Regions from separate parts of the Homo sapiens genome. Here region 2 is linked to region 1. The links are chromatin contacts, found by Hi-C or POLR2A ChIA-PET in ENCODE. All regions are on one chromosome and are shown on one strand. Each heading gives the region's core, a stretch centred on a gene start or an enhancer-like site at or near the end of the contact. The rest is flanking DNA. Distances are from core to core; before and after follow the strand shown.

The links. A loop is a pair of places that touch in the nucleus more often than their neighbours do. ChIA-PET counts read pairs that join two places held with the same protein, here RNA polymerase II (POLR2A). Pooled maps may share reads with other maps.
Region 2: a loop to region 1 is called in a map of cardiac septum, with 2.2 times the contacts of the local background. The contact joins two enhancer-like sites. A Hi-C loop is called at or near these places in 3 of 168 maps with a recorded cell type or tissue (B cell, Right ventricle myocardium inferior and cardiac septum) and 6 of 50 pooled maps. POLR2A ChIA-PET finds 5 or more read pairs at or near these places in 4 of 52 experiments (GM12878, H1, OCI-LY7 and 1 more).

Annotation. Positions count from the first base shown.
Region 1 is chr19:29,643,830-29,651,257 of GRCh38, forward strand. It overlaps LOC105372353 (a long non-coding RNA gene), which reads right to left. Exons shown (of 7, transcript XR_935896.3): 4 at 2,401-2,502; 5 at 1,433-1,580. Among named protein-coding and RNA genes, the nearest start is that of PLEKHF1, 18 kb to the right of the region's middle. Within about 2 kb of position 2,282, at least 5 of the 41 ENCODE cell types and tissues checked have a DNase peak (open chromatin) inside an H3K27ac peak, as active enhancers do.
Region 2 is chr19:29,688,042-29,694,840 of GRCh38, forward strand. No RefSeq gene overlaps it. Among named protein-coding and RNA genes, the nearest start is that of C19orf12, 24 kb to the right of the region's middle. RefSeq lists enhancers at 2,242-2,794, 2,795-3,346, 2,941-3,235, 3,154-3,213 and a silencer at 3,025-3,222. Within about 2 kb of position 3,075, at least 3 of the 41 ENCODE cell types and tissues checked have a DNase peak (open chromatin) inside an H3K27ac peak, as active enhancers do.

The sequences.
Region 1 (7,428 bases), core at 1,032-3,531:
GGCATTCATAATCACAGGATGAGACAGGAGGTCGGCAAAAGATACAGGTCACAAAGTACTTGCTGATAAAACAGCATGCAGGCCGGGCGCAGTGGCTCACACCTATAATCCCAGCACTTTGGGAGGCCAAGGCAGGCGGATCACCTGAGGTCAGGAGTTCGAGACCAGCCTGATCAACATGGTAAAACCCCGTCTCTACTATAAAATACAAAATTCAGCCGGGCGTAGTGGCAGCCACCTGTAATCCCAGCTACTCGGGAGGCAGAGGTAGGAGGATCGCTTGAACCCGGGAGGCAGAAGTTGCAGTGAGCCGAGATCGAGCCATTGCATTCCAGCCTGGGCCGCAGAGCAAGACTCCGTCTCAAAAACAAAACAAAACAAAACACCAGCATGCAGTAAAGAAGCCGGCCAAATCCCACAAAACCAAGATGGCAATGAAGGTGGCCTCTGGTCTTCCTCACTGCTCATTATACGCTAGGTATAATGCATTAGCATGCTAAAAGACACTCCCACCAGCACCATGATGGTTTACAGATGCCATGGCAACGTCAGGAAGTTACCCTATATGGTCTAAAAAGGGAAGGTGCCCTCAGCTCCGGGAATTACCCAGGCCTTTCCTAGAAAACTCATGAATAACCCACCCCTTGTTTAGCATATAATCAAGAAATAACATAAAAATAGGCAACCAGCAGCCCTCCGTACTGCCCTGCCTACGGAGTAACAATTCTTTATTCCTTTACTTTCTTTTCCTTTCTTTCTTTTTTTTTTTTTTTGAGACAGAGTTTCGTTCTTGTCACCCAGGATGGAGTGCACTGGCGTGCTCTCAGCTCACTGCAACCTCCACCTCCCAGGTTTGAGCGATTCTCCTGCCTCAGCCTCCTGAGTAGCTAGGATTACAGGCACCTGCCACCATGCCCGGCTAATTTTTGTATTTTTAGTAGAGATGGGGTCACCATGTTGGCCAAGGTGATCTTGAACTCCTGGCCTCAAGTAATCCACCCGCCTCCCAAAGTGCTGGGATTACAGGCATGAGCCACCACGCCCGGCCTTATTCCTTTACTTTCTTAATTACTTTCACTTTACTCTATGGATTCATCTTGAATTCTTTCTTGCGCGAGATCCAAGAACCCTCTCTTGGGGTCTGGATCGGGACCGCTTTCCGGTAACACTATGGGACCCCTTGTTATGACAGAGCAACAAAAAAAGACAAAAACAAAGGAAAGGACTATTTCTGGGAGGAAAAAAGATCAAACAATAGTAATATTCCTACCAAAAAGTACACCAGAGTTGCCACACCCAAGACTAGCCACACAAATCCTTTTCTCCCATCAATCAAAATTTTGCAGAGAGAAAAACGACAGTCATTTTTACTATTTGCTTGACTGGATTTTACAGAGAGAGGCTGGGAGCCCGGCTGGTAAGAAATTCTTACCCTTCTGCCAGTTTGTCAGGTCCTGGGTTTCCTTCACTGCAGCTCCCAGGAGAGCAGAATGGTGTCAGTCTCCTGCTCACAGTGCCAAAACTGTAGGGGCCGAGGGACAATTTCTCCTTCTCCCTCTGAAGGTTTGCTGGAAAATCAACTGAACAAGGCAGATTAATTAGAGAAAAGGCATGCACATGTATTAACATGCACGCGGAGGAGAACCACAGAGTGATTATCCTACCCACCGTGCTGTACAGAAGCTTATATGCCATGTTGGGGTTACAGAAAAAACAGGCAGAGGGGGCACTCAGAGCACGTCCAAAAATGGCTTATGGCAGCAAATCAGGTTATAGCGGCAAATCAGGTTATAGCGGCAAGGAGGGATTGGAGGGGAAGAAGAGAAGTCCTGGCTAGCATAGGTGGGCTTGTTATGCAGATGAAGCCTCCCAGGTAGCAGTCCTCAGAATAGATGGTGTTTCCTAAAGACTTTTAAAGGCGTCAGATTCTTTCCTAGATCTGGACAGGGAAGAGACTCAGAGAAAACCTGGCTGCATTAGTGCAGATGTTTTTTCTATAGATGCAAATCTCCCACATAAAAGACAGCTTTGCCACTTCTGTTCACAGGCCCTCTGAACAGTCATCTCAGAATATGTCAAAGAAGTGTATTTTGGGGTGAAATATTTTGATTTCCTTCACCCCTAAAGAGAAATTCAACCCAAATCAGCCAAAAACTGTGTTGAGCCACTACTGTGGGTGTGCACAACGGGAACGGAGCCCAATTTCCTGTCCCCGGGCCTGATAGCCAGGGAGCCAAAACCACAGAGAGAAATTGTATCGTGCCAAGAGATAGAGCAGGAACACGAAAGAGCATGGGCACTTCGGAAGTGTGTGAAAAGAGTGAGAAGTGTATCCAGCTCGTGCAGCCTAGGAGATGCAGCTTGCCAAGTGGAGTGAATGCTGCCTTTCAGTGCTCTCACCTCTGCTGGGCATGTTTGTGCAGTGGCCAACTTGCTCAACCGTATGCAATGACCTTGAAAAGAAGTCTCCTCTCTGAGCTTAGAACTGAGTAATGTCTCAAACTGAAAGAGAATAAATACATGCTGGATTTGAGTTTGATGAGACGCTGCCCATTGAGAAAATCTGTTCTATGCCTTATGGGATTAATTCAGGAATAAGTAAATTGAGTAAAGAGATTTGAACTCCAGATATTCAAAGAGCTCTTGACAAGGTGAAACCCTGCCTCTGATTGAGACTGACTAGAGCCGGGGTCCTGTGTGACCTTGATGCTGATGTAGGGGATGTGGGATAGGACAGGGAAATCAGGGCAATCTTAATACCAGAGAAAGAAAACAAGGGATTCACTTTTTTTTTTTTTTTTGAGACGGAGTTTCGCTCTTGTTGCCCAGTCTGGAGTGCAATGGTAGGATCTCGGCTCACTGCAACCTCTTCCTCCTGGGTTCAAGCAATTCTCCTGCCTCAGCCTCCTGAGTAGCTGGGATTACAGGCATAGTGCCACCACACCTGGCTAATTTTTTTTTGTATTTTTAGTAGAGATGGGGTTTCACCATGTTGGTCAGGTTGGTCTCGAACTCCTGACCTCAGGTGATCCACCCACCTCAGCCTCCCAAAGTGCTGGTATTACAGGTGTGAGCCACTGTGCCCAGCCTGGGATTCTTTTTTTTTTTTTTTTTCTTTTTTGAGATGGAGTTTTGCTCTTGTTGCCCAGGCTGGAGTGCAGTGGCGCAATCTCGGCTCACTGTAACCTCCACCTCCTGGGTTCAACTGATTCTCTTGCCTCAGCCTCTCTAGTAGCTAGGATTACAGGCGCCCACCACCACGCCCAGCTAATTTTTTGTATTTTTAGTAGAGAAGGGGTTTCACTATGTTGGCCAGGCTGGTCTTGAACTCCTGACCTCAGGTGATCTGCCCACCTTGGCCTCCCAAAGTGCTGGGATTACAGGCATGAGCCACTGCGCCCGGCAGGCATTCACTTTCTTAAACAGGATATAGATATTCCAAAATCACACCCTGGTCACAACACAGGAAACAGTAATAAGAGTAACTGATCCTTACGCATGGTTGCTATGTGCGTATGCTGCCTTAGACAGTTCCCAGGTGTTAATTCATCCACTTGGAGCTCTGCCCATCTCTACCTTGAAGAAGCTGCTGTTCAGTCTTTCACTTCATGCCCAGTCCCCTGGGCCTCCAGATGCTCAGAAACCCTCAGTCCTGTCTGAGGCAGACTCCAGGCTTTTAAAAACCCTAGATGGCTAAAATGAAATAGCTAAAAGAGATCCCAGTGCCTGCCTCCGGGACAAGAAGAAAGGAGAGGTGAAGGCAGAGAATTCACAACAAGCCTTTGGGGACCGATGTTTCATTTGGTTTTTTTAACTTTCAATTTAATTTGATGGAACATCTGAGGATTCCTTGTTGCTGTTGTTTTTTCTGTTGTTTGTTTAGAACAAGTTTTTTATTATTTATTTTTATTTATTTATTTTTTGAGACCAAGTCTTGCTCTGTTGCCCAGGCTGGAGGTGAGAGGTGGGGGCCGTGTTAAGAACTAGGCTCAGGCAGGTGCAGTGGCTCATGCCTGCAGCCCCAACACTTTTGGATGACGAGGTGGGAGGATCACTTGAGCCCAGGAGTTCGAGACAAGCCTGGGCAAGATAGTGAGATCCTGTCTCTACAGAAATAAAAATAAAAATAAAAAAATTAGCTGGGCATGGTGGCACACACGTGTAGTCCCAGTTACTTGGGAGGCCAAGGTGGGAGGATCGCTTGAGCCCAGGAGTTTGAGACCACCCTGGGTAACATAATGAGACCTCGTCTCTACAAAAAATTTAAAAATTAGCTAGGTATGGTATGTGCCTGTAGTACCAGCTACTCGGGAGTTTGAGTCAGGAAGATTCCTTGAGCCCAGGACTCAACCACAACTGTACCACAGCACTCCAGCTGGGGCAACAGAGCAAGACCCCATCTCTTTTTAAAAAGTTTAAAAAAGGAAAAAAGAAAAGAGGACCAAGCTCATTTCTGGAATCTTGTTTCTCTTAATTCTAGTTGCCCCTTTTGAAAGATTTTTAGCAAGATAGTTTGCCCTTGCTTTGTGGGGCAATTTCTATGCCTGGGTTGTTTCTTGTTTTGTGTATTTTTTCTAGTTTCGCTCTATTTCTTTTGATATAAAAGGTTTGGGAGTTTTATTGTTTGGGTGGGTTATGTTTTTTTATTTTTGTCTTTGATTTTGTGATTTACTTGTTTTTACTTATTCAGGGTCCTCTTTGGGAAGGTTTAGGAGAGGGAGGCTCCGAGGTTGAGCTTCCTCCTCTGCCTTCTTAGCCAGGAAATTCCCTCTTGTGACTTCAGAAAAGAGAAGGGAAGTTCTGACCCCCAGCATCTCAGGAAAGCTGAAGAATCCCTTAGGAGGGCATTAGAGGAACTTGCCCAAAAACATATTAGGAGAGAGAGAGGTTCAGGCAATGACAGATTGTGCTTCCTTTTTTCTTTTTTTTTTTTTTAGATGGAGTCTCGCTCTGTCGCCAGGCTGGAGTGCAGTGACACTATCTCAGCTCACTGCAACCTCTGCCTTCTGGGTTCAAGCGATTCTCCTGCCTCAGCCTCCCAAGTAACTGGGACTACAGGCACGCACCACCATGCCCAATTAATTTTTGTATTTTTAGTAGAGACGGGGTTTCACTATGTTGGCCAGGCTGGTTGAACTCCTGACCTCGTGATCCGCCCACCTCGGCCTCCCAAAATGCTGGGATTACATGCATGAGCCACCGCGCCGGGCCTTGTGCTTGCTTTTTTTTTCCCCCTCTTGTAACAATAGGTAACTTGGAAGATTTCCAGTGTGACCTTCATTCGTGCCTAGGTGGCCACCAAACCCCAACTCCAAGGCCTTGCCAGTTTTTTAAAATTCTAACACATTGAACGAAATAATGGCATTCCCAGCAACCTGGATGGAATTGGAGACCATTATTCTTTTTTTTTTGAGACGGAGTCTCGTTCTGTATCCAGGCTGGAGTGCAGTGGCGCAATCTTGGCTCACTGCAACCTCCGCCTCCGGGGCTCAAGCAATTCTCCTGCCTTAGCCTACCGAGTAGCTGGGATTACAGGTGTGCGCCACCACGCCCAGCTAATTTTTGTATTTTTAGCAGAGACGGGATTTCATCATGTTGGCCTCGATCTCTTGACCTCGTGATCCACCCACCTCAGCCTTCCAAAGTGCTGGGATTACAGGCGTCAGCCACTGCTCCCAGCTATTATTCAAAGTGATCTAACTCAAGAATGGAAAAGCAAACATCTTATGTTCTCATTCATAAGTGGGATCAAAGCTATGAGAGCACAAAGGCATAAGAATAATTCAGTGGAGTTTGGGGACTCATGGGAAAGAGTGGGATGGGGTGAGGGATAAAAGACTACACATTGGGTACAGTGTAGATGGCTTGGGTGAAAGGTGAACCAAAATCTCAGAAATCACCACCAAAGAACTTATCCATGTAGCCAAACACCACCCGTTCCCCAAAAACGATTGAAATAAAAAAAAAACCTTAAATACTAAAAATAAAATATAAAATTCTAACACATTAAACTTTTGAAACATATGTGCACACACACACACACACACACACAAATCCTAATTAATCAGCAACCATGTAAAGAACAAATGTGGGAAATGCTGTATATGCTATGAGAATTTCAATTACAAATGACAACGTTATACATTTTACTAATATTTGCTTTTGCTTTAAAAATTTTAAAATTTACATTAAATGTAATTCTTTAGTGTACAATTCTATTTGTTTTGGCAAATACATAAAGTAGTGTAACTACTCTGTCAACAAAGAGTCAAACTTGGCCAGGTGCGGTGGCTCACGCCTCTATCAGCACTTAGGGAGGCCAATGCAGGCGATTACTTGAGGACAGGAGTTTGAGACCAGCCTGGCCAACATGATGAAACCCCATGTCTACTAAAAATATAAAATATTAGCTGGGTGTGTTGGCGTGTGCCTGTAATCCCAGCTACTAAGGAGGCTGAGGCAGGAGAATCACTGGAGCCTGGGAGGCAGAGGTTGCAGTGAGCTGAGATCACACCACTGTACCGCAGGCCTGTGTGACAGAGCAAGACTCCATCTCAAAGGAGTTTAAAAAAAGAATCAGACTCTGTAAAATATTTTAACAGATTTATTCTGAGCCAAATATGAGTGGCCAGTGGCCTGTGACACAGCCCTCAGGAGGTCTTGAGAACATGTGTCCAGGGTGTTCAGGGCCCAGCCTAGTTTTGTACATTTTTAGGAGACAGGAAACATCATGCAAGATATACATTGGTTCAGTCCAGAAAAGTGGGACAACTGAAAGTGGGGGGACTCGAGCTTATAGGTAGATTTTTAAATTGTCTGATTTGCAATGGGTTTAAAGAGTTATTATCAATAGAAAGGAATGTCTGGGTTACAAAAAGGGGTTGTAGAGATCAAATTTTATCACGCAGAGGAAGCCTCCAGGTAGCAGGCTTCAGAGAAAAGAGATTGTAAATGTTTCTTAGCACACTTAAGGTCTGTGTTGATGTTAAGTAGGTACAAAAGTAATTTGCCATGACCTTTAATGACAAAAACCACAATTACTTTTGTAGCAACCTAATAAATGCTGGTCAGCTTTTCCTGAATTCCAAGAGGGAGGAGGGTATAATGAGGCACGTCCTCTCATCATGGCCTGAACCCGTTTTTCAGGTTAATTTTGGAGTGGCTTGGCTGAGAGGAGGGGTCCATTTAGACTGTTAGGGGGCCTTTGAATTTTATTTTTGGTTAACAACTCCCACAATCAAAATACAAAAGAGTTTTCCATCATCCCAAACTCCCACCCGCTCCCCCCCCGCACCCCCCCACCGCCCCATGCTACCCGTTGTGGCTACCCCACCCCCAAGCAGAAGCTACTGCTGATCAGTCATCCATCCTGACAGTTCTGCCTTTTGAGAGTGCCATAGAAATGATAACGTAGAATATGTAGCCCTT
Region 2 (6,799 bases), core at 1,825-4,324, 45 kb after region 1:
GCTGGGATTACAGGCATGCGTCACCACGCCCAGCTAATTTTTGTATTTTTAGCAGAGACAGAGTTTCACCATGTTGCCCAGGCTGGTCTCGAACTCCTGACCTCAAGTGATTCACCCGCCTCGGTCTCCCAAAGTGCTGGGATCACAGGCGTAAGCCCCGTGCCTGGCCTTAGTATAATATTCAAGATTCATCCATGTTTAGCGCGGATCAGTATGCAATTCCTTTTTATGGCTGAGTAATAGCCCATCCTATGTTCTACACATTTTGTTATTATTCACCAGATGATGGACATTTAGTTGTAATGCTTTTTGGCTATTGTGAGTAATGTTGCTTGTGAACACTGGTGTGTGTGTGTTTTTGTCTGGACATATGTTTTCCACTCTCTTGGGTATATGCCTAGGGGTGGAATTGCTGAGTCATGCAGTCACTCTGTTTAACGTTTTGAGAAGCTGTCAAACTGTTTTCCAAAACGGCTACATCATTTTACATTCCCACCAGCAATGTACAAAGGTTCTGATTTCTTCCCAACCTCATCAATACTTGTTATTCTCTTTATTTTAACCATCCTAGTAGGGAAAAAGTGGTATATTGTGGTTTTGACGGCTGATGGTGTTGAGCCTCTTCTCATGCGCTTAGTGTCCACTTTTAAATTAGGACATTTGCCTCTTTTTTTGTAGCGATGGAGTCTCATTATGTTGCCCAGTCTGGTCTTGAACTCCTGGGCTGGCAGAAGCAATCTTCCTGCTTCTGCCACCCAAAATACTGGTATTATAGACATGAGCCACCAAGCCCAGCCACGTTTGTCTTTTTATTGCTTAGTTGCGAGCATTCTTTATACATTCTAGATACTAGTCCCTTATCAGATACATGATTTGCAGTTATTTTCTCTCATTCCATGGTTTGTTTTTTTCACTTTCTTGATAGTGCCCAATGCACGTAAGTTTTAAATTTTTGATGAAATCCCATTAACCTATTTTTTCATTTGCCACTTGTGTGTTTATGTCATATCTAAGAAACCACTGCCTAATCCAAGGTCATAAAGAGTTATTCCTATGTTTTCATCTAAGGGTTTTATAGTTTTAGTTGTTACATTTATGTCTGTTTAGACTTAATTTTTTTTTTCTAACAGGAAAAAAAGGAGGATTGCTGGATTCAAGCAATCCTGTCACCTCAGCCACCCAAGTAGCTGGGACTACAGGTGCATGCCACCACACCTGGCTAATTTTTCTATTTTTTGTAGAGTCAGGGTCTCACTATGTTGCCCAGGCTGGTCTTGTACTCTTGGCCTCAAGTGATCCTCCCAACTTTGGGTCCCAAAATGCTGGGATTACAGGTGTGAGCCACTGCACCTGGCTTTGACATAATTTTTTTACATGGTATAAGGTAGGCAGTAGACTTCATTATTTTGCATGTAGTCATGCAGTAGTCCTAGCACTACTGGTTGAAAAGACAATTATTCCCCAACAAAATTGTCCTAATACTCATTGACATTTTGGTTGTTTTTAATATTGGAGAACAAATGTGCGTGTTCATGCTAATGAACCTGTGGAGGCTGTGGAGAGGGGGAATCAGTGACACAGAGAGGAAGAGGAGAATGACTAGAGTGGCATCCCCTGATGGGAGAGGGGGTGGACCTGGTGTCCAGTGGAGGAGGTGGCCTTAAAGCAAGGTCAGTTCACAGTAACAGGAAGAAAGATGGTTGCCTGAGTGCAGGTGGAGATGGTGGGCATTCTCTTCTGGAGGCTTCATTTTTCCTAGGGAAATGGGAAGCAAGGTCACCACTGGAGAGAAAGAACAGGAGAGGAAGGGTTGGGAGCCCAAGAGAGAAGAGGTTAGAGGGAGAGGAAATGAACTCAGAGGGGGCTGCCATGTTGCTGGCAATTATCCCGTATTTTCCTGGGATAATTGCCAGCAACATGGCAGCCCCCTCTGAGCTTAGTGATGAAGAATTGAAGGTGAGAGAAGCCCAGGCATGGTGGCTCACACATGTAATCTCAGCACTTTGGGAGGCCGAGGTGGGTAGATCATCTGAGATGAGGAGTTCAAGACCAGCCTGGCAAACGTGGTGAAACCCTGTCTCTACCAAAAATACAAAAATTAGTTGGGCGTGGTGGCGGGCACCTGTAATCCCAGCTAGTAGGGAAGCTGAGGCAGGAGAACCGCTTGAACTCAGGAGGCAGAGGTTGCAATGAGCCGAGATCTTGCCACTGCACTCCAGCCTGGGCAACAGAGCGAGACTCTGTTTAAAAAAAAAAAAAAAGGCCAGGCACAGTGGCTCATGCCTGTAATCTCAGGACTTTGGGAGGCCCGAGGCGGGGGGATCACATGAGGTCAGGAGTTCAAGACCAGCCTGGCCAACATGGTGAAACCCCATCTCTACTAAAAATACAAAAATAAAAATTAAAAAATTAGCTGGGCGTGGTGGCAGATGCCTGTAATCCCAGATACTTGGGAGGCTAAGGCAGGAGAATCGCTTGAACCTGGGAGGTGGAGGTTGCAGTGAGCTGAGATCACTCCACTGAAATCCAGCCTGGGTGACAGACGAGACTCCATCTCAAAAAAAAAAAAAAGTGAGAGCAGTCAATGTGGTCAGGTGTTTTTCTTCAGCCATATCTGATGAGGCAGTTGGAGGGAGAGGGGATAGGAACTTGGGGATGCCATCATCCAAGGCCTCCACAGCAGGGCTGCCTGTTCCTGGGGCAGGACAAGGCTGGTGCCCAGTGGCTGCAGTAAGTGACCCTCTCACTGGCGATGCTTGGAGTCACTCAGGTAGGTGGTCTCACCCACACACCAGGTCTATTTGACATCTCAAGGGAGGGGGAAATGCCCCTGCCTTAGGTCTGGTTAGAGAGCACAGATTAGGGAAGCCACCAGTAAGCCCTCAACTCTCCCAACTCCCAACCTGTCAGCTTGGGCTGCCATGACAAAATGTCATTGATTGGGCAGCTTAAATTTATTTTCTCACAGTTCAGGAGGCTAGAAGTCCAAGATCTGGGAGCCAGCATGGTTGGGTTCTGGGGAGGGCTCTCTTCCTGGCTTACAGACGGCCACCTTCTTGCTGAGTCATCACATGGAGGAGAAAGAGCAACAGAGCCCTCTGGTGTCTCTTCTTATGAGGACACTAATCCCAGGATGAAGGCCCCACCCTCATGGCCATATCTAAACCCCCTTACCTCCTGCATCAAGTCCGCTTTCACACTGCTAATAAAGACATACCTGAGACTGGGTAATTTACAAAAGAAAGAGGTTTAATGCACTTGCAGTTCCACATGGCTAGGGAGGCCTCACAATCATGGGGCAAGACAAAGAGGAGCAAGTCACATTTTATGTGGATGGCAGCAGGCAAATAAAGAGACCCTGTGCAGGGAAATTCCCATTTTTAAAACCATCAGATTGGCTGGGCACGGTGGCTCATGCCTGTAATCCAACCACTTTTAGAGGCCGAGACGGGCGGATTACCTGAGGCCAGGAGTTTGAGACCAGCCTGGCCAACATGGTGAAATCCCATCTCTCCTAAAAATACAAAAAAGAAAAATTAGCTGGGCGTGGTGGTAGGCACCTGTAATCACAGCTACTCGGGAGGCTGAGGCAGGAGAATCACTTGAACCCAGGAGGCAGAGGTAGCAGTGAGTCAAGATCAGACCATTGCACTCCAGCCTGGGCAACAAGAGTGAAACTCCGTCAAAAAAAAAAAAAAAATCTGATCTCGTGAGACTTATTCACTATCACAAAAACAGCACAGGGATGATCCCCCCGCCCATGATTCAATTATTTCCCACCAGGTCCCTCCCACAACACGTGGGAATTATAGGAGCTACAAGATGAAATTTGGATGGGGACACAGAGCCAAACCATATCACCTTCCTAAGGTCCCATCTCCAAACACCATCACTCTGGGGGTTAGGGCTTCAACACAGGAATTTTAAGGGGGACACAATTCAGTCTACAGCACCTCCCAACCTGCTCTTGACCTCTAACAAGGATATCAAACAAGCCCAGATGCTAAATTTCAGAACAGAGGAGAGACAGAAAAAAAGAGTGGTTCCTGGCTCTGAAAGGAGTGTCTGTATCACCGGCAACCTGAGTGGAAAAGAAAAAAGAAATCTTTCATTTTTATACTTTCTATTGTGTATTTTATAGAGTTGTGATTCCCAATATGCTAGCCACTGGCCACATGTGACTAGTCAGAATTGAGATGTGCTAGCAAGTGTAAAATAGACAACACGTTTCGAAGGCTTAATATGAAAAAAATGGAAATCATCTCAATAATCTTTTATATTGATTACATGTTGAAATGATAATAGGTTGGATATCAGGTTAAAAAACATATTATTAAATTAATTTCTTCTGTTTGTTCCTACTTTTTAAAAGTGTGGGTTATGAGAAAATCTCAAGTTACACGTGACTCACTTTGGAGGCCAAAGAAGCTCCATCTTGGATACTAATCTGCCAAGTTGGCTTCTGATGAACCCCCATTCCAGGAAGGCCTCTAAGATCCCAATTTCTCTATCATTTCTTGTATGATTGCAGGTACTTACCATAAATCCTTAGGTCAAACAACCTTGATGTTATCCTACTTCAACTGTCTACACATCCCTTCTGAACCACCCTCCCCTCTGGTATACAAGTCCTGGGTCTTGGGGGTGATGGCGCGGGGTCCACCATCTTGTCTTGCCACTGCCAAGACACAGACATGGCTTCTGTCCGTAAGTCCCTACTGAATGATTCTTTCTAAGGAACTAGATATGCCAGCCTCTTTCTTTGGCCTCTCAGCTTCCTCAGATGTTGGGGTAGGTTTGTATACACCTGCCCATGGTAAAACTCACGTTTGGCTTGTATTCTATTCATGTTGGATAGCGCTGACATAGAAGAACCCAAAACAGCCCCCAGCACAGCCGGCCCTCCTGCCTTGGTCAGTGGGAACAAGCACATCAGATCAAGCTCTCATGGGTCTCAGGATCTGGGATGGTGCTTTGGAACTGAATGTTGTGGTGGGACCACTTCTCTAAGGACGGCAAGATCCAAGGTGGGCTGTGAGCACTCTTCCTGAGTGATGGCCTTTAACGGTCCCCAGAGGCAGCCCCAGGGAGATGAGGACCTGGCTGGCTGTCCAAAAATCTGATCAGGCTGGCTCTTGTTTGGTTTAGGGATACATAAATAACTCACATTTTAAACACTAGAACTCAGGCATGAGACGCCCATGCCTGCCTGTCTGTTCCCTCTGAGCCATGCCTTCATCGGGTGGGAGAACCACTAGGATCACAGCACCATCTGCAATCCCTCTTTTTTCTTTTTTTTTGAGATGGAGTCTTGCTCTGTCGCCCAGGGTGGAGTGAAGTGGTGTGACCTCGGTTCACTGCAACCTCTGCCTCCTGGGTTCAAGCAATTCTCCTGCCTCAGCCTCCCAAGTAGCTGGGATTACAGGTGCCCACCACCACGCCCAGCTAATTTTTGTATTTTTAGTAGAGATGGGGTTTCGCCATGTTGGCCAGGCTGGTCTCGAACTCCTGACCTCAGGTGATCTGCCCGCTTCAGCCTACCAAAGTGCTGGCATTACAGATGTGAGCCACTGCGCCCAGCCTGCAAGCCCTCTTTCTTATTTCCTCCAAGCACTGAAGCATGAATTTGTGGTAAGGTAAATAAACGTGTGTGTGTGGCATGGTGGGGGGATACATCCACAGAATGTCACGTGCCCAGCCCTGTTCTCTGTTTGTTACACTTGACTATTAGGATTCCAGCCTCTTGTTCACATACATAGTCTAACTATTTCCTTTTTGGTCAGAATTGGAATTCTTTCCCTTTTTTTTTTCCTGCTATTATAAACAGCAGTGCTATGAATATCTTTATTGTTTTCCACTTGAATTATTTTATTGGAATGTTTTCCCTGAAGTGAAATTGGTTGGCTGGGAGGTATATATGATTTTATAGTTCCTGTGATTTTCCTTTTCATCAAATCACTCTCCCAAAAGACTGCATTGCTATGTATCGCCTTCTGCATGTACGTGTGTGTGTGTGTATGCACGTGCGTGTGTGGACGTATGTGTATACCGTTTTCCCTCAGCCCTGCCAGCTGTGGGTTTGATCATTTGTATTTATTTTTACTAATTAACATGGTATATAACAGATATCTCCTGGATATTATATTTGCATTTGCTTACTTGCTAACAAGAATGAGTAAAGTCCTTCTCTTAAAACCCAGAAAAATAAAATAAACAGCCACCACATCCATGGCTTAGAAAAACACCTCTCAGCTCCCTCCTATGCCAGGACTTGGGGGCACCCACAGCTGACGCCAAGGCTGCGACACGGCTGGCCAGGCCCGAGCTTGGCCTGCTGACCTGTGGCTGTCATCATGGTCCTAGAGGCCTCCTCCAGCTAATAAAGCCATTTCTCTCCTCCAGCCAATAAAGCCATTTCTCTCCTCCAGCCAACTGAAGGCACATCAGGCAATGCCCTCTTCTGCATGGCTTAGATGAGTCCTGCATTTCTTAATTCCCATATGTTCGTTGTTGGGATTGAGAGACATTCTGTTTTACATGCAAAAAAGGTTGCAGGAGATGCGGCTGGTGTCCTGTCCACAGCTTATGAAAACCTCAGGGCAGCCTCCGCACCCTCCCCCTGGGGAAGTTACAAAACAGCATCCTCTGAGAGCCACTGTCTGGGCCTGGCCTGGCCTGGCCGGGACCTGGGGAGAGGAGGAGGAAGGCCTTGCCTGGCTGGCCCACCAGAGGGCGCCTCCCACCACAGGTGCCAGGCTGTGTCCCCAGCCCTGTGGCCTCCTGGCTCTGCACACAACAG